2 separate regions of the Homo sapiens genome follow, and region 1 is linked to region 2. Evidence: chromatin loops called from intact Hi-C (ENCODE). Cell type or tissue: sigmoid colon. All regions are shown on one strand. Each heading gives the region's core, and the rest is flanking DNA. Links, peaks and the distances in the headings are about the cores only.

What was found. A loop is a pair of places that touch in the nucleus more often than their neighbours do. Peaks named below come from ENCODE experiments on the same cell type or tissue, not always from the same donor. Only the 100,000 strongest peaks of a DNase experiment are listed, where the experiment ranks them.
Region 1: it touches region 2 in a loop (2.1-fold over the local background); 13 of 110 quality-filtered maps call a loop at or near these places.

What each region holds. Positions count from the first base shown.
Region 1 is chr12:26,225,758-26,228,257 of GRCh38, reverse strand. The region is part of intron 2 of SSPN (sarcospan); the gene reads right to left. The region is part of intron 1 of SSPN-AS1 (SSPN antisense RNA 1); the gene reads left to right. Among named protein-coding and RNA genes, the nearest start is that of SSPN, 31 kb to the right of the region's middle. RefSeq lists an enhancer at 1,375-2,010. In sigmoid colon, for the core only: no CTCF peak of the experiment used is centred there; a DNase peak (open chromatin) is centred at 1,417; H3K4me3 peaks cover 1,272 bases.
Region 2 is chr12:26,105,104-26,122,739 of GRCh38, reverse strand. It overlaps BHLHE41 (basic helix-loop-helix family member e41), which reads left to right. Exons shown (of 5, transcript NM_030762.3): 5 at 1-2,710. The coding sequence ends at 674. It also overlaps a transcript of SSPN not described here. Among named protein-coding and RNA genes, the nearest start is that of BHLHE41, 11 kb to the left of the region's middle. RefSeq lists a silencer at 8,231-8,580. In sigmoid colon, for the core only: a CTCF peak has its summit at 3,113 (motif pointing left); no DNase peak of the experiment used is centred there; H3K27ac peaks cover 67 bases.

The sequences.
Region 1 (2,500 bases), core at 1-2,500, 110 kb before region 2:
CCAGCTAATTTTTGTATTTTTTTTGATAGAGACAGGGTTTCACCATTTTGCCCAGGCTGGTCTTGAACTCCTGACCTCAAGTGATCCTCCTGACTCAGCCTCCCAAAGTGCTGAGATTACAGGCATGAGCCACCGCACCAAGCTCCTTAGATAGCAATTTTCTGTAACATTTGTTGGGCAATATCTTGAAGCAATGACAATAATCCCTCATTCTCAATCTGCAAATAATTCAAATAGTTGAAAAAGATTTTACTCATTCATGATAGTCACAAAAATCCATTTGCTGAAAATGGGAATTTTGTCTATTTTTAAAAGATGACTTTTTGGCTCAGAGATTAAAAGATGTGCCCAAGACCATTTAACAAGTGCGCAGCAGTACTGGCTGATGATTAACAGCGTGAACCAGGGAGTCAGGTTCTCCCCTCACTAGCCATGGTCCCTGGGCAAATTCATCAATCCCTGTGCACCTGTACTTCTTCATCTGTAAACTTGGCATGATGATCATAATAGCACCTACTTCACAGGATAATTACAAGGATCAAAAGAGTTGATGTCTGTAAAGAACTTAGAACAGCGTCTGGTATACAGGAGCCTATTTAAGTATTTGTGAAATAATAAGCAAATTAGTAGGGATGGAAAGAGCTGCCAGTTCTGAGGACTGAGGATATTAATTCGACTGCTTTTGTCTTATTTTGTCATGTGGGAGTAACAATGCATTCTTGGCTTGTAGGAAGGATGTAAACATTTACACAAACACAGTGGTTGCTCAATTTTAATTAAACCGTTTATGCTAGAACCCAAAGAGAACATAAAGAAAAACCATGCCCCTTAGCTTCTCTGAGTATGAATAAATTTATATCGTGCGTATCTATCTCACACTTTAGTGACTCGGCTTCTCCCACTCCGGAAAGCATCAGGCCAAGTAAACTAGAGAAAGCCACGGAATCAAGTTTCTTATCCATTTTAAGACATAAATATATACTCGATCCCCCCTAAAGCCTGCAGGCTTTATCTGCAGCGCTGTGGCATTTTTCCTTCATGGCTTTTAACTCATCTGACAGCAACAAGCTTCTGGGTTAGAATCTGTAATTTAAAATCAAGTGGCTTGTTTTACCTACATGGCACGAATACACTATAAGGAAGAGTGTTTACGATGACCTTGAGAATCCGAGCAAATATATCTTGATAAAAGCCCGGCGCGGGAGGCATCTGTCTTGCGGGTGTCAGCCCATCAGCCCGGCGCTGCGCAGCGGGCGGAGGCGCGGTGGCCCCGGGCGCTTATGTAACAGCAGCGCCCGGGCGCGTCTCCGCTCGCTCGCTGCCTTTAATTGGTACCCGGCCTGCAGCTTTCACGTTCGGTGACCTCGGGAGGAGGGTGTTTCTGCTCCAATTTAATTACCTTCCCCGGTGGCCTGAACGGGAAGGGCCCTTCTGCAGCGCACTGCTCGGGAGGAGGCTGCCGCAAGCAGCCCAGGGGCCTCCTGGATGTGGGCAGGAGGGAACGTGCCCTGGAATGTTTCCGCAGGCACATGCCCCCGACACGTTTCCGAACCTCCAGGGGAGCCCTGAGAAAGTCAGGCCACTAGGAAAGGCAGGAAGCGCGACCTGCAGCCGATGCCCAGCCAAGCCCAGAGGCAGAGAGGCAAAGCCCAGGGAGGAAAAAGGAACGCGCTGGTGGCATCGAGGGCCTGCGAAGGGACCCTACCCCCAATCCCCGAACCCCCAGAGGGCTGTCCCAGCTTGAGAAAAAAAAAAGAGCCCGTGGCTATTTTCTCTAAGCGAAAGGGAGGGTGCGTGTGTGTGCACGTGTGGACTACAATGAGACTGTCATCATGGCCCGTTTGCTTGTCCTGGCTATCTGGGCATTCAACAGGAGGAAATAAATCCTCTAACAAAGCTTAGGCCAGGGTCCCGAGATGGGGGCACCAAAATGCGGCTATGCTGATGAGAAACGCCCTATGAAGATGCATGTTATGCCTTCGCCCCCCCAGTAGTGTGAGAAGCATAAGGGAAGTCAGCTGTCCCCTGTTGTGTCATTGGAAAATCTGGAGATGGGCTGAAGCTCACTTTCAACCTGAAGATAATGTAGCATGCAACCTTAGAGAGCTAGCAGCAAGCATCAAGAAAGGTCACGTTCAGGAGAAGAGGAAAGTGCCTCAGTATTTGCCAATGCCTGTCACGGGTGGAAAAAAAGAGGTAGCTAATGAGATCTTCCTAGTGGGGAATCCTCAACCTGGCTGACATTGGCAGTGACTTTTTTTTTTTTCTATTTTTTTTCTCTTACTCCCTATTTTAACTAAGGTGCAGATGCTGAGATGGCATTGGGGTCTCTCTTAAGCTGATGCTTTTGACTCTGCTGTTTTCTGGGATCATCTGGGGGGAAAATGAGGGTATTTCACATAAACTAATAAAAACCTAGTTTGGGGTGTTCTTCAGCTACTGGATGAAGTTCTTGTAATTTAACAGGCCATTTCTTACTAAGCTTTCTGGCTTTTTTTTT
Region 2 (17,636 bases), core at 1,790-4,289:
GGGCGAGCCGCGTCACCATCAAGCAGGAGCCTCCCGGGGAGGACTCGCCGGCGCCCAAGAGGATGAAGCTGGATTCCCGCGGCGGCGGCAGCGGCGGCGGCCCGGGGGGCGGCGCGGCGGCGGCGGCAGCCGCGCTTCTGGGGCCCGACCCTGCCGCCGCGGCCGCGCTGCTGAGACCCGACGCCGCCCTGCTCAGCTCGCTGGTGGCGTTCGGCGGAGGCGGAGGCGCGCCCTTCCCGCAGCCCGCGGCCGCCGCGGCCCCCTTCTGCCTGCCCTTCTGCTTCCTCTCGCCTTCTGCAGCTGCCGCCTACGTGCAGCCCTTCCTGGACAAGAGCGGCCTGGAGAAGTATCTGTACCCGGCGGCGGCTGCCGCCCCGTTCCCGCTGCTATACCCCGGCATCCCCGCCCCGGCGGCAGCCGCGGCAGCCGCCGCCGCCGCTGCCGCCGCCGCCGCCGCGTTCCCCTGCCTGTCCTCGGTGTTGTCGCCCCCTCCCGAGAAGGCGGGCGCCGCCGCCGCGACCCTCCTGCCGCACGAGGTGGCGCCCCTTGGGGCGCCGCACCCCCAGCACCCGCACGGCCGCACCCACCTGCCCTTCGCCGGGCCCCGCGAGCCGGGGAACCCGGAGAGCTCTGCTCAGGAAGATCCCTCGCAGCCAGGAAAGGAAGCTCCCTGAATCCTTGCGTCCCGAAGGACGGAGGTTCAAGCAGAGTGAGAAGTTAAAATACCCTTAAGGAGGTTCAAGCAGAGTGAGAAGTTAAAATACCCTTAAGGTCTTTAAGGGAGGAAGTGTAATAGATGCACGACAGGCATAAACAAGAACAACAAAACAGGTGTTATGTGTACATTCGGAGTTCCTGTTTTGCTCATCCCGCACCACCCCACCCTCCACACACTAACATCCCTTTCTTCCCCCCACCAGCTGTAAAAGATCCTATGCGAAAGACACTGGCTCTTTTTTTTAATCCCCCAAATAAATTTTGCCCCCTTTTAGGCCATGTTCCATTATCTCTTAAAATTGGAACCTAATTCGAGAGGAAGTAAGAAGGGTCTGTTCTGTGGCTGAGCTAGGTGAACCCCGGGGTAGGGGAAAGATGTTAACACCTTTGACGTCTTTGGAGTTGACATGGAACAGCAGGTAGTTGTTATGTAGAGCTAGTTCTCAAAGCTGCCCTGCCTGTTTTAGGAGGCGTTCCACAAACAGATTGAGGCTCTTTTAGAATTGAATTTACTCTTCAGTATTTTCTAATGTTCAGCTTTCTAAAAGGCATATATTTTTCAAAGAAGTGAGGATGCAGTTTCTCACGTTGCAACCTATTCTGAAGTGGTTTAAATGGTATCTCTTAGTAACTTGCACTCGTTAAAGAAACACGGAGCTGGGCCATCGTCAGAACTAAGTCAGGGAAGGAGATGGATGAGAAGGCCAGAATCATTCCTAGTACATTTGCTAACACTTTATTGAGAAATTGACCATGAATTAATGGACTCATCTTAATTTCTTCTAAGTCCATATATAGATAGATATCTATCTGTACAGATTTCTATTTATCCATAGATAGGTATCTATACATACACATCTCAAGTGCATCTATTCCCACTCTCATTAATCCATCATGTTCCTAAATTTTTGTAATCTTACTGTAAAAAAAAGTGCACTGAACTTCAAAACAAAACAAAAAACAACAACAACAAAAAACAAGTCCAAACTGATATATCCTATATTCTGTTAAAATTCAAAAGTGAACGAAAGCATTTAACTGGCCAGTTTTGATTGCAAATGCTGTAAAGATATAGAATGAAGTCCTGTGAGGCCTTCCTATCTCCAAGTCTATGTATTTTCTGGAGACCAAACCAGATACCAGATAATCACAAAGAAAGCTTTTTTAATAAGGCTTAAACCAAGACCTTGTCTAGATATTTTTAGTTTGTTGCCAAGGTAGCACTGTGAGAAATCTCACTTGGATGTTATGTAAGGGGTGAGACACAACAGTCTGACTATGAGTGAGGAAAATATCTGGGTCTTTTCGTCAGTTTGGTGCATTTGCTGCTGCTGTTGCTACTGTTTGCCTCAAACGCTGTGTTTAAACAACGTTAAACTCTTAGCCTACAAGGTGGCTCTTATGTACATAGTTGTTAATACATCCAATTAATGATGTCTGACATGCTATTTTTGTAGGGAGAAAATATGTGCTAATGATATTTTGAGTTAAAATATCTTTTGGGGAGGATTTGCTGAAAAGTTGCACTTTTGTTACAATGCTTATGCTTGGTACAAGCTTATGCTGTCTTAAATTATTTTAAAAAAATAAATACTGTCTGTGAGAAACCAGCTGGTTTAGAAAAGTTTAGTATGTGACGATAAACTAGAAATTACCTTTATATTCTAGTATTTTCAGCACTCCATAAATTCTATTACCTAAATATTGCCACACTATTTTGTGATTTAAAAATTCTTACTAAGGAATAAAAACTTTAATATACGATATGATATTGTCTAATAATTAAAAAAGACATAATGGATGCTCAATTAGTTTTAAGATATCTATAACTATAGGGATACAAATCACTACAGTTCTCAGATTTACAGCTTTTTTTTGTCATTGGCTTGATGTCACACATTTCCAATCTCTTGCAAGCCTCCAGGCTCTGGCTTTGTCTACCTGCTCGTTCCCAATGTATCTTAATGAAAAGTGCAAAAGAAAAACCTACCAATTAACTTGTGTGGTTTGTTTATGTTAGACCCAATTTTCTATTGTTTTAATGATTGACAAGTTTTTCAGTTTTCGTCTGTGACATCACATAGCCTCTCTAGTATGGTCAGGTGTTCCTCTTTCACTGGGTCTTGTATAAATAGATGATCACAAAGGGGTGCTTAATATGAGAGTGTTTTGGCTTCTTTTTATAAAATAATTCTGTCATGGGACTTTATCATGGAATTCCAGGATCAGAAATAATTTCTAGACTTTTCTCAAATTTCCATTCAAATCTGTGATATGATACAAACAGTGAAGGATTGTCAGCTTTTAGTTTCAGGAATGTTCTTCACAAACCCCTTGATTTTTGAAAATGTTTAAATGAGAGTCAGATTGTATAAGATGTAGAAAAAGTGCTCCCTCTGCTGACTTTATGGCAACTGAACTGCAAGTCATAACAGTATGAAGCCAGAAGGAGCCACAGCTCATCCAGTCCCCTGCATTTCGTGATAGGAAAAAAAGAAAGGAAGCCCAGAGATATTAAGTATCTTCCCAAGGTCACAGAGCTACCTAGAGTCAGCACTAGCACTAGTGGCCAGCTCTATTATATCCCTCAGTCACTCAACTACTTCCCATTGCAGTATCTTGGACCAAGTAAGCTGAACTTGATTGAGCAGCCCCCATGAAGCTTCGTAACAAACCATAGAACAAAGGAAATTGAAATCAACACTAGAAAACTATGTAGGATTTTTCAGCATTGTTAATTTATTGAACTTTAGAAAAATTATCTGAATCAGAATAATGGGAAAAACAGCATTTCAAATATTTTGAGCTATATTTTGATGCCACTACTGTAGTAATATTAGTTTCATAACCAAAAAGGATTAAAAGTGAATCAGAGGATAATACAGTGTTTTTAGCATGTGTATAATTTTGGTATAATGAGATAAAAAAATCTTCAGAGTTGGGCCAGATTTTACAAGTCAGTTATTTAGTCCAAGTGCCCATATGGTAACATGGTAAGATAAAGTTAGAACAGAAATGCAAAAATAATATTGTCTATATTGTATCTGAAAATCTGAAAAAACTTTATTTTAGTCATTGATTTATTTTAATGAATTAAAAGGCTGAAGTCATAATTCACTAAAGAGGCTTCTATACTTGTAGTGGTGAAATTTCAGCTAAAATGATTTTCCAACTTCAGGCAAATATGAATCTTGAGTCAATGTTTTTATGAGTATAGTATTATACTCATAAAAATTTAATTTTACATACATATATTTTACATAATCTTTAAAAAGATTAATTTTATATAACACATTTCTTAGCAAACTTTATATTGAATTGAAAAAAAATGGCCCTTCCCTCCCCTCCAAAGAGCTAACCTTAAGCACGTTTTCAAGGCACTAGAAACAACACTTTAATAGCTATGTAAAATTTGGAGTTTTAGTTCCTATCATTGTGAAACTATTTTTCATTTAGTTCCCTGTTTCTGGCCATCCAGGCGATGACTTTGGTTATTGCCCACCACCCGAGATTTGTTCAAAAGTTATGTAAAAGGAGGCTCAGCCTACTCCTTTCTATGTCACAGGTCAATTCTTAACCTTTCCATGGAAAGTGATTGCCAGTGGAGCCTCTGGAGAGACATGGCTGGGCAAACACACGAAGGACTTTTACATTAGCTAGAAATGAACAGAGCTCTCATGAATGACTTAAGACCATTATATTGCCAAAAGCTGGCTGTACTGTTGTGATCATGGTATTTTACTTCAGGTAGCAACCTGATATTTTTCATTAAACAAAAATTCTTAACCTATTGGACCCTCAGCTCAATATATTTAGACCCACCCATTGTTCTCACTGTTATTTTAAACAAGTTCAAGATGGATTTACAGTGCATGCTAAAGTCCCATGGAAGTTCTAGTTTTTCATAGAAGAATTTAAGTAAGGGATTGACGTGGGAAATTATCACATATTTTGTGTGATTAAGATGGGATTTATACTAGAAAACATGCGCAGCATGTACTTTAAAAATATGCTATTCTAGGAGTTGTACGTTTGTCTTAAAATCGGGTTTCTTATGCTCGTTCAGAGATTCCATATTGAAAACTCCAAACAAATATAAAACCACCTTTTTTAAATGTTGATATTTTAAAATTCTAAATTCAGTGATGCCTAGTTTGTCCGACAGGAGGGACAGTCAGTGGTTTAGAAAACTAAAACTTCTATGTTCAAATGCCAGTGCTGTTTTTCATTTTTGAATTTTTAGTGGAAAGCATACTAAAATGTATTACACATATCCTCTAAATGTCTTAACCTGGACATACTTAACCTTTCTCAATAATTCAGGGTCATCATTGTAAACATCATTTTTGCACTATGCATGACATCTGGGAGTAATTGCACCTGCACCAAATTTTTTTTTGAGTTCTACCTGCTTTTTATAGGGTTTTTCAGTCTCTTTACGCACAGCTAGCCTGTCAGCTGTCACTTCTTGAAGCCTCAGAGTGCTTCCTCCATCTCTTATCTAATTTGCTACCTCTGACTTACTGTGGGCTGGGAAACCATTTAAACACTACCACGCCCATTTGAAATGTGCTAAAATTAGAGTAAATAGGCTCTGACAGAGGACCTGAGGGTTTGTTCTACAAGTAAGTTGTGTGAATTTGTAGAATCTGTGACCTTTTTTATTTCCTTTAACTTCCAGATAGATTCTCAGCTTTTTTATTTCCTTTAACTTCCAGATTCTCAGCGATGCTTCTTATGCAAATGCCTTCAAGATTACTTATGCAAATGCCTTCAAATACGTTATATATTTTGCCATCATTTTATTACATAAAAATAAAAGCAACTTGCTAATGGTTTTAGCCCACAACTAACCACAAAATAAACAAATTTGCATGTCAGGAATAAGTTATTTGATTAGATGAACACCTCTCTCTAGTTGCTAAGAATAGGGGAGGGAGGGCCACTAGTGAAACTGACTCAGCATTTTGATTTAAGGATGACTCTGGCTCCTGCTTCTAGTATGTAACCTCCCCTGCCTCTGGGTATTGGACTTCTTGGGCAGCCGGCAGAATGCAAAAGTATTCTGGGGAACTGGCAGGATGGGTGTGTAGGTCCAGATGCTGCCTCTGAATTTAGACACACCCATGGTGAGAGGTTTCAGACTCCTCATCGATTACAGCATATTCCTTTTCTTCTTGAGTTTATGGATTCAATAAATGGTGTGGGGATTCAGATATTTGTTTTGCTTGCTGTATGTGAGGTGCCATGGTAAGTGCTAGAGAATCAAAGATTAACCTCTGAAGATCTCAGAGTCTAGTGTGGGTGATAGACCTATACTAAAATAAATTACATTGCAACACAGTAAGTGTTATCCAGGGATGGATACACTGCTGTGGTGGGGGTGGGAGCTACTAATTACATCCAAGTGAGGAGGCCTAGGTGAGAAGTAGCTGGGTTTTACAGAAGGAACGGCAGCACAATAAGGGCATGAGGCCATCTCCAAAGAGAAGGTTCTGGCCGACCCTGCTCCCGTGCTAAGCTGCACTACACTTTATTTACGTTTTTATAGTAAAATTTTCTTTATTTAGAGATGACATTATCAGGTACATAAATCATAGGGAATCAATCTACCAAAAAAAAATCCTACTAGAACAAATACAAGAATTTAGAAAAGCTACAGAAGAAAACATCAATAAACAAATATACATTGTATTTTTATACACTAGCAATGAACAACTGGAAATTAAACTTTAAAAAGTGCCATTTACAATAAGCTGCAGTACAGTTTAATTGGCTATATTTGACTTGAGGTCTAAGCAAGGATTTCCTAACTTGCCAGTCTCTTTAGAGCGTGACTGCTATGCTGGCTCTCACCAAAATCGCCTCCTGAGGATTTGAACCATGGGCTGGGACTAGGGAGTCACGATATTTCCTGCTGCGAAGTGAGATATGATAGTATTCAGAGCATGATCATATCTCATGTGGTAGGGGAACGAAAGCAGTACCTCATGAGCAGCTCTTTGTCTCACCTCCTCCATCTATCTGTTTTACAAAAGAAACTAATGGTGACTTCTTTCCCTTCGAGTAAGGGAGTGAGAGAGACTGAGCAGTTCTAGAGGGAAACATGGCATCCTAAGGCCTGATTTTCAAAAACCTTTGGGAGGAAGCTGAGGCAAAGAACTAGTCCAAGGTCATAGAGCTCAGTAAGAGAACCAGGATTTTTGGTTCTGAGTCTAGTGCTCTTTATACTTTTATGCCATAGTTTTAGTAATGGGGAGGGACAGGCTAAGGTTTTCTCATGGAATGAGTTGAGCTAGCCCATGTGCGATCCTCAAAGGCAGAGTATACTTGCTGGTGGAGAAGGAAAGATTATCACCATAATAATCTTGCTAAATTATGGCATAGAGCATGCAATAATTTTGAGAGAGATGAAATTCTAGGGAAATAATTTTCAAAGTCTCCTACAAATAACCATACTATTCCATCATCCACTCACTTTGGAGACATCCAGAAATGTGCCTTTCCTAGTTTGGAAGTCTCCACATAACGGTGGGCTTTCTGCCCCTCTATACCTGTGTGGTCCTGGTTGTGCCCTAGAGGTTCTCTATAACAGAAGGGATCTAGGACCAAAATAACCTATGAAGCTGGTCAGAGAGAACCTCTAGAATCCAGCAAGCTGGAGAGAGGGCCATGTGCTACAGTTTTTATATAGAGTATTTTTAGGGCACTGTGAACTTTAGCTAAGGTTTCAATTTTGGAGCCTTTTCCATATGGGTGTGCACACAGAATATTATGTGCTGCACAACAGAGATATTGAGTATCTGCCAGATAGTTTAATACATGTTGCTTCCATATGCGGCCTTGCGGCTTCCTCACTGTGATTCGAAAATTAGCTGTAACAGGGGGACTTCAGTCTGACCCAACTCCTGGCGACCTGTAACTCAGAGCAACCAGAAAAACCCTTATAGTATTATAAAGACACAGGATTCTAAGACACCTTAAGCAGGACTTAGTTTTCAAATACATATTATCTTGAACAAGGCTTATCTATCTGCCTAGCCATATCGTGGTTGTGTAAACCGCGTATGACCAGAGAGGCACCTGACTGCAGGCACCCCCGAAGGCCTCTGCAGACCCAAGTGGGCGCGATAATGGATCGATTTCTGAACTGTGCCTGCTAAGATCCTCATTTTAAAACTAGTAAACCAACCCTTGCTCCTTGAATCACCGTTTGAGCGCTGCATGGGGGGTTGGAGGGAAAGGAGGGGGGAATAATGTCATCAGCCTTGAGCTCTTCAAGGGGCTCTAGGATTGGAGAGAGAGGAAAAGCATTCTTAGGTTGCCTAGCGATAAAGCTGCAGATGATATCATTCTCCCCGAGGCCGGCCTCCCCGCCTGGTTTTCCTTCCTCCCTTCCCTGCTCCAGTCTCCCACGCCTGGGTTCAAAGTACAGCCGCGCGGGGTTAGGGAACCGGGGCCGGACGCGGCGCTGTCACGTGTGCCCGCACATGTCTGGGCGCACGCTGAGCAGCACGTGAGAGGGGGCCGGGGAGGGGCGGGGCCTGCTCGCCGTCCTACGCGCGTGCGCGTCCACAGTTCTCCAGACGCTGGCCCCGGGGCGCTGGCGGGCGGCGGGATGGGGGACCGTGGGGCCGAGGGCGGAGCCGAGGCGGCCGGGCCCGGGCGCGCTCTCCCGACAGCTGCACCACACCCTTCCCGGCTGCGTCTCCGCGGGCCAGCCCTGGGTAGTCATCCCTCCCGAATTAAAGCTGGCTCTGACTCGGGACTCCTCAAACCATTCTGACACAGCAGTTTCCGAGCGGCCCTCCTGGGCGCGGGTTACGCGAAGGTCGACACCCGCCTCAGAAGGGCCTTGGGGCGGGAACTCCGGTCTAGAGCGGGCCGCGGCCGGGCGGGACCTCAGCAGGTCCAGGCCCCGGGCCAGGACTTGCGGGGAAAACCCCAGGTGGTGGGTGGGGGTGGGGAGAAAGTGCCAGAGGAGAGTTCTGGGCAAACGAGGTGTCGCAGTACCGGCTGTCTGAGGCATTACATCTTTTCACTGGGCTCACGTGGAGTTTTGCAAATTGAATTCCCACTAATTAAGTACTAGGCGATTTGTTTAATTGTGATGAAATACACTGGGACTTTCCGTTCAAGGTGTAAAGTAAGAGAAGTGATTTTATGGCACGAACGGATTTTGCATGGTGCAGTAAAATGAAGGAAACTAATGTAGCCAGGGGCCGGGGGATGGATTTGTTGTTTTTTTTTTGTTTGTTTGTTTGGTTGGGTTTTTTTTGGTAAATTACCATCTAGTTATTTACAAACCCCTTTTGGGCAAATTGGTCATCTAACACTTTCACTCTTGGAAGTGACCACGTTGATTTTGTAACACTTTCTGAAACATGCCTGTTTATAAACAGCCTAAAATGAACAATTACTTTGGAGTAATTTGGAGTTCATGGTGTCTTTTAGATAACTGAGTATACCCAAGGGTGTTGCAAAAGTAGAGAAGTACCACTACCCTCTGCAAATATGGCTTTGGTCATGTGATGGAAAAAGATCTCAGACGTTGCCAGAAATATCTGGACAGGTCAGGTGCCAGTATTTGCTAAGACATTACAGAATGGTTGTAATCTCTCCAGTCTAAATGGCACAGTGAGTGCCACCCTGGAGACAGGCTGCTGGAAGCTAACAGACATTAACAAAGCACAAGGCATCCTTTGTTTGTTGTTTGTCTGTTAATGATATGTATGCATAATGTCCTATAGGTTGAGTTTCAATTGCACTTCCTCCCCGCGGCCCCCCACCACGTTAGACCGTTTGCACGAGACAGTTTAGTCATTAATATTCTGAAAGGTTGAAAAAGCAAAGATAAACTTCAAACATTCACTCAAATATATATTGAGCTTCTATATGTGCCAGGCGTTGGAGATACAGCAGCGATCATACAGGCAAGTTCATCACCGCTCGTGATGTTTACGACTCCTAGCAAAGTCTCAAAGCTTCCCAGGCATTTGCCAACACAATGATTATTTACGACAATTAGTCATCCTCTCCCTCAGCATGAAATTTTTTCAGTTGGCCCTTAGGAAGAATGTCAGGTGAAAGGGCTGGATCTCTAATCCTATCAATTCCTACTCACGGTCTCCTCTTTCTTCTCCCCTTTCCTCACTCCTTTCATACTAGCCTCCCTGCTGGTCTTCCAGCAGGACAGGCTTGATTCTTTACCAGAATGTTTGCATTTTTTCCTTCTTCTGCCTGCAAGACTGGGTCCCCAGATATCTGGAAAGCCAATTCCGTCACCTTTTCTCTCCATGTTTTGTAAGTCTCTTTTCAAATACCGTTCTTTAGAAAGGCCTTCCCCGAGCAACCCATAGGCAATGTATAAAATGCTTCCTCCCCACCAACATCATCCTTTATTTTTACTGTTTTGTTTTTCTAAATAGCAGGTATCACCTGTCATTACAACGATGTACTGTGTGTGTATACACACTCATAATCTGTTTATTGCTTGTCCACCTCACTAGGATAAGCAGGGACTTAGTTTGGTTCGTTGCTTTGTGCAATGCAAGAATGGTGTCTGGCAATAAATAAGTAAATAAACATGGCCTTTTGTAAATAAATATGTATGACTCTCAATAAATATTTTCTGGATGAATGAACATTTCTAGCAACTAGTTCAGTTTGATCGCCTCCAAAGATAACAGCGCACAACTTTTCAAAGCATCACATTGCGTGTTACGAACCCATGTCCTCCACTCTTACTGAACACCTATGTCCCAGGCACTGTGTGATCCAAAGAATAAACTACATAGAGAAGTCAGCAAGTGGTAAGGAGGCAAAGGCAGTGAACATCTTATACCTGCAAGTGGGAAAAGATTCAGCCTGATTCGGAAGCTTATTGGAAACAGTGATGAAGCATTAATGGAGTTCCCTTAACAATAGAGTTAATTCAATTTCACCTTAGTCCAAATGATTGCAAGTTACCATGTCTAAAAAATTGCTCATCTAGAGAAGTTCCTTCTGTAAAATTGAAAATTAAAGGAGATTTTGATCATTTGATCCCTTTAGTCAGCAAGAATAGCTGTAATAGCCCTGTAGAGGAAGAAATGAGTTTCAAAACTTGCAAGGTAGGTTGTATCTCACCTCTTAGATGGCCCCAACCCCTGTGTGGAAACAGACCCTCAGAATGTGACCCATGATGGAATGTACAACACATGAGACTAAGGCTTGACAGTCTCAGCTGCTTCAGCTCTAGGCTGGCTCTACCAGGTGTGGTCATCTTTGTCCCTTAATCAATGAGCTTCTTCAAAGCAAGGCTCAGTATTTATTTGTGTAATCTCAGCACCTAGCACAATGCCTGGCACACAGTAAGTACTCAATAAATGACTATTGAAATCCAAACCCGCCTTTCCATTCCCACAGTGACTATTCAAACCCTTATCAACTCTCACCTGGACTGTTGCAAGAGCCTACTTAACGGCCTTTGTCCAATCTCCCTTTCCCCAAGCATTGAACACACAGCCAGCACAATTAACTTTGTTTCTTTTTTTTTCCCCCAAGATGGAGTCTTGCTCAGTCCCACAGAGCTGGAGTGCAGTGGCACGATCTCGGCTCACTGCAACCTCCGCCTCCCGGGTTCAAGGGTTCAAGCAATTCCTCCTGCCTCAGCCTCCCGAGTAGCTGGGATTACAGGCGCTGCCACCATGCCCAGCTAATTTTTGTATTTTTAGTAGAGACAGGGTTTCACCATGTTGGGCAGACTGGTCTCGAACTTCTGACCTTGTGGTCCATTCGCCTTGGCCTCCCAAAGTGCTGGGATTACAGACGTGAGCCACCGCGCCCAGTCAATTAACTTTCTAAACACAGAAGGTATACTAAAGCATAGTATACTTCATACAGTCATGAAGAATGTGTGAAGGCTTAAACCTTCCCTTCTGGTTTCACTCTCTTCCATTTCCTTCCTTGTCCTGTTTTCCCCCACCGAAAGATGAGCATCTAATGGCCTAGTTGCACGGAACTACTGCAAGTTCCCTGAATATGCTTTGCACTCTCAAATGTTTGTCTTTAGGTAGATTAACTTACATTTGGATACCTCCTACTCATCCTTCAAAACTCAGCTCAAATTGCACCTCCTCTGTGAAAACTTCCATAACTATTTTAGTCAAAACTTAACCTCACCCACTTCTTTACTCTTAGCCCTTTCTTTAAATCTCCATTTTGATGTTTAACATCTTATTCCACAAACGTGCATGTACAAGAAGTGATGGATATTCTTATTTTCTCTCATTAAGTCTGACTTCACGCTACTTCCCCAAGGGCTGTTGGAAAATGATCTCAGTCATTGTGGACTCTCCTGTCCCCCTCCCCTCCCCAAACTCTCTAGGATTTTCACAAGGACTCGGGATTTCAGGAACCAGGGGAAGGACCCCTTCTTTCTCAGACTGCCCTAGATAATTGTCAGTGTCAGAGCCTGCTGTTTGGTATCCTTGCCTTCTCTGTCACTTTCTAGGTAGGAGTCTTTGCTGATGCTGGAAGTCCTAGGCCTTTGGGGCATTGTGTCCCTATTCCCCTCCTGGGCTTTGCCACGCCCAAGGAGCTGCACACCTGTGCCCCACTGCTTATTGCTTCTGCCTCCACTCCTTCCCCCTAACATAATTTCCAGCTTTATTTAGAGAGGGCTGCAGAGACCAGGCAGCTAACCTGAATGAATGGTATTGGCAGAGAAAATGGTAGGGACCAGAGTGAACTGGAGGTTGCGCCTCCTTTAAAAGGGACAGACATTACTCAGCTCCAAGCAATTGCAGCCTGGTGAAAACGTAGGCCCAGTATTGCGAGATCATCCAATTTTTCCAGGAAAAGCTGAAATCTAGATTTTATGTGAAATCTACTTTCAAAATGTTGGCAATTATTTTTGAAAACTTCAAAACACTATTCATTACAAATGAAATCTATCTGTTAAAGTATTATTCAATCTGGAGAAGGCTGCTTTGAGACCTCTGCTATAAAAAAGAAAAAAATAAAGGGCCTGGTAGGAGGTTTGCTTCAAAACTCCCCTGATGTAACTAGCCCCAGAGCCATTCTTGAAAATGGTTGAGGGGGGAAATGCAAGGAGAACAGACAGAGAGTAACGTCTCAGTAAATCATCCTGTCACATTGAGACTCTTCACATTGTATTGTAATTAATTGTGTATGTCTCCAGCACCTGGACGCCCTAACAGTCCTGTCAGGCAGATTGGCACCACCTCCAGCCTTCGCTTGGCCTGCACTGCTGTCTGTCAGACTGTTTACTTGTTCTTAGCTCCTTCTCGAATTTCCTTATGACCCTCCCAGACCTCTCTCTCCCACTTACCCAAGACCTCGGCTTATTTCCAGACTCCTCTCTCTCAGGAAAACCCCTATTTCACCAAGAAAATTCTGCCAATGGTCATGCTTTCCCCAGCTTTCAGCCCTCCCTGCTTTCCTCCTCCCGTGTCCTCACTTTCCTTCCAGCTGCAGAGGAAATGTGACCCTCCTCCTGCTCAAAGCCAAGGCTTCCACTTGTGCCGTTGGTGATGCATTGAAACTACCTGTTAAAACTTCCCTATCCGCCGCATGTAACAAGTCTGGACCTCTGTTAAGAGAGATCTGTTGTTCATTCATCATCGCATTCCTGGAGTCTAGTACGCTGCCTGGGACAGGGAAGAGGCTCAATAAACATTTATTGAATAAATACCTTTTTAAAAACTCTGGAGGCTGGGCCAGTCCTTAAACTTTCTAGAGACACGAGACAACTGTTGAAACCTGAGTTTTCATAGGTTATTGATCTCGAGAGGGTAGTTCCCCTGACTCTGTGCATGGGCTAAATTTGGAGGAGATAATCCAGGAGGGAATGTAGCTGGCAGGCCAGGGAGTTTCTCCTGGGTCAGGTTGGTGCCATCCAGCTGTGAGTTTGCTGTATGAAACCTCCTGTCTGTCTTCTCTGGTTACTGCTGGTGAGGCTGGCATTCTGGTACTTGCTGAGGGGAGCAAAGGGGAGCCTCCATGACCAAGGTGTCACATTGCTCTCTGTCCTCTTGGGTTTTTACCCCATTAAGACACCACTACTCCATTAAAAGATTATTTTGGGGGAAAAGACAGATAAGCTCCAAGCCCTCTTACTCCTTGTATGTTTTCTCTTCTTTTTACTTCTAACTTAAACTTTTTTTTTATGTTTGATGATATCTTAACATCCATATAAATCATCTGATTATTTTTATCTTTAATCCTACTCTCATGAAGGATTAAAGTATCTCATGTCCTATTTTAAATCTTACCTTATTACCCTGTTGGCTTTCAACCTTTACTTACTTAGAATATCTGCTTTAAATTATTTCATAACTGACCTCATTTTTAACTTTGACCTTAGTTATTTTAACCTTCTAATTTTCTTTTTAAATTTATCTTCTTGCTCCAACCTTTATTCCATTTATCTTATAGCTCATACTTCTGTTTTATTAGGGCTTTTAAAAATAGTTTTCTTGGTTTAAAATTTGGCTTGTTACTCGTTTAAAATTTTTTATTCTTATTTCTTAATTTACAGCTTTTACTTGGTTTAAAGTATTCTAGCATCATTTAGCATCACATTCTAATCTTTTATTTTTTCTTCCTCTCTTTTTTGGCACCATAACTTTTTTTTTAACCCTTTTCTCTTATTTACAAGTCTGTCATTCAACCTAGCTCAAATAATGACTTGTAAGAAGCCCATTGAATACAGGAATCTTCTTTGCCCTTGCCCTTCTTTCTGCCAGTCACCACTATAACTAAATTTTTTTTGCATTAATGTTGCTTTTTGCCACAGCATTCTATGCAGTCTTTATTTTTACATTGTCTGGTTTAAAATCCATAGTCTTTAATTTTTTTTGGTTGCAAAGAACAAACCCATTTGATTGTAACAAATGCATAAATAAGGAAACCAGAATCTCAGTCACTAGGTAGGCCAGGCATCCTGTCAATCCTATGAAAAGTCCTCAGGAAGAGCTGAAAGTCTTGTGGAGTTAGGCCTCACAGGCACAAGAACAAAAAAGGGTTCAGAGGCAAATGCAATATCAATGTGGGAATCGTTATTTTATGGCTTAACACATGTAACCTAACTATATCTGAATTTCAAAGATAAGAAGAAAATCATATTAACATCCAAGGAAAAAGAAGCAAGCCACTCAAGAGGGAAACAATGGCCATGTTCAGGTATCCCCAGATTCCTCCAAAGCAATTCTTATTACAGAAGGCAGAGGAGCAGGATTTATACCATTGCTACTCAAAAGTGTGGTCCATGAACCAGCAGCATTGGCATCGCCTGTGAGCTTATTAGAAATGCAGAATCTCAGTTGCCATTCCAGATCTACTGAATCAGAATCTGCATTTTGACCAGATGCAAAGATGATTCCAATGGACCAAAGCACATTAAAATTTGAAATGCACCAGCCTATATAGTTGTGAGAGAAAGAAAAAAGTGATGCATTTTTTAAAAAAATCCAAGGAGTTCCTTTAGTATAAAGGCAACAAACCAACATTCTCAAATCAACCCTGTGTTTTTGAACTTCACTTGCAACTTTCTTTGGTTTTTCTTTGCCCCACTAAGAGAGCCTGTTTGTGTAATTTATTTGAGATTGGAGATATTCATTTGCATATTAGACTCACTAGAGGAATTTTTTTTTAAAATACTGTTGCATGGATCTTACCCTCAGAGAACCTGACTGAATTGGTCTGGGATGATGCCCAAAAGTCAGTAGTTTTTCAAAAGTTTTCAAGTTCATTACGATATGTGGCCAAGGTGATAATCATGGAACCAAGGGAGACCAAATCCACGAAGCTTTCTTGAAAAAAGTTACTGAAAGATGGACACCAGACAATAAAGAAAGGAATCAAAATACAGTACTCAGAAAGGAAGGAGCTGTGGTAAGCAGTAATAAGTGAGTCAATTTAAAAAAACTACAACTAAATAACTGGGAATTTTTGTTAAAGAATATCACAACTGGGGCTTTAGATGGCAAATATGCTGTTCTCTACCCCCTACATTTCTATTTATGTTTGGTGCACCCTTACTAAATCTGTTATTCTCTGAGTTTTACGTCATCAGTTCTCTGGGTTTCAAACCAATGACTCTTGGGCCACATCCCTCATTTTACGCACCTTATCACTGGCAGGTTTTCCCTTGGCTAGGAAACTGGACAGTGGAAATGGTGACTTTGCCTGTCTGCTCTCAAACCGGGCTTCTGAAAGGGAGCCAGAAATATGGGCTGGGGGAAGGCTAGGGAAAGCCTAGTGCAATTATATTGGAAGTAGAGGTATTAGTATGAACTCATAATTTTATTTCTGTAACCTGCACAGCTCCCATCTCCCTGGGACCTTGCCTTGCAGATTCTGGCACTTCAGCTGCCCCAACCTCTGATCTCTTCCTCCTCAGTTCAGAGGGACTGCTGTGCTCTGCGTGCATTCTGGATCACTACTCTGCAGTTAGGAAAATTTCCCCAGGCAGGGAGCCAGGCTCATCATGACGTTCACCTCTTAGGTTTCCCTGCCTTCAGGGATTGATTGCAGTCTTGCATTGCCTACTCTGCCTCGTATTGCTTGTTCGCCAATGTCTGAAAACACTTGCCTTTGATATTTCATCCAGTTTTACAGTTAAGGCAAGAGGACTAGTCCCAGATACTCCATCAGAGACAGAAGTGGAAGTGCTGGTCTCTATATTGGATAATAGCATTATATTAATATTAAATTTCCTGAAATTGGTCATTGTACTATGAAGATGAAAGAATTGCTTGTTCTTAGGGTATACATGATGAAGTATATGGGACAAAAGGTTATGATGTCTTCAATTTACTCTCAAATGTTTCAGTTCAAATAGTCATATGAATAGCAATAATATGTATATTTGTAGAGGGAGCAGGAGAGATCTTGATAAACCACATATGGAAAATGTTATCAGTGGTGAATCTAGATGAAGTGTATATGGGAATTCATTGTAGGATTTTTGTAACTTTTCTGTAAGTTAAAAAAAATTTTTTCAAATAAGGAATAAATAAAGCATCCCCTTCAGTGTGGACTGGACTTAATGATTCATTTCTAAAGATTAGAGTAGGGAAAAAAATAGTAACTTTACGGTGGAGAAAGTTGACAGACACCACCTTAAACAAGTGATATTAACCAAGTGATCATGGTTAATATCACTAGTGATAAGTCAGGTGGATATCATGTACCCATTTATATTAAGTGATGCAAGGGCATGTCACCTCTGTGATTTTCTCACTCACAATTTATAACCCAAATTGGCCAGGTGCTGTGGCTCACGCCTGTAATCCCAGCACTTTGAGAGGCCAAGGCGGGCGGATCACTTGAGGTCAGGAGTTCGAGACCAGCCTGGCCAACGTCGTGAAACCCCATCTTTACTAAAAATACAAAAATTAGCTGGGCGTGATGGTGAGCACCTGTAATCCCAGCTACTCAGGAGGCTGAGGCAGGAGAATCACTTGAACCCGGGAGGCAGAGGTTGCAGTGAGCCAAGATCGCGCCACTTCACTCCATCCTGGGTGACAGAACAAGACTCTGTCTCAAAAAACAAAAAAAAATTATAGCCCAAATTAAAAACTGAGTGTCCTTAATATACCTTTCCTTAGATACCCTTTAAAACTGGGTACATATTAGCCATTTCATTTTCTTTCTACCTACATAAGACGCATCCATCTCTAGAGAAATGAGGATATGTGTTTATGAATTTTATTTCAATTTTAGAGTCCAGAGAAATTTATGACATTTTTATAATACAGTGATTTTTTTAAATGTGTAGTCCCATTTTAATACCAATGTCAGTGTTACTAAATAAATGCCATTCATAACATTTAAAGAAGGAAGAAGAACTCCACATATCTGGCTTTGAAGGTGGAGGCCGGGGGCCAGCACTAAGGAATGCAGGAAGTCTC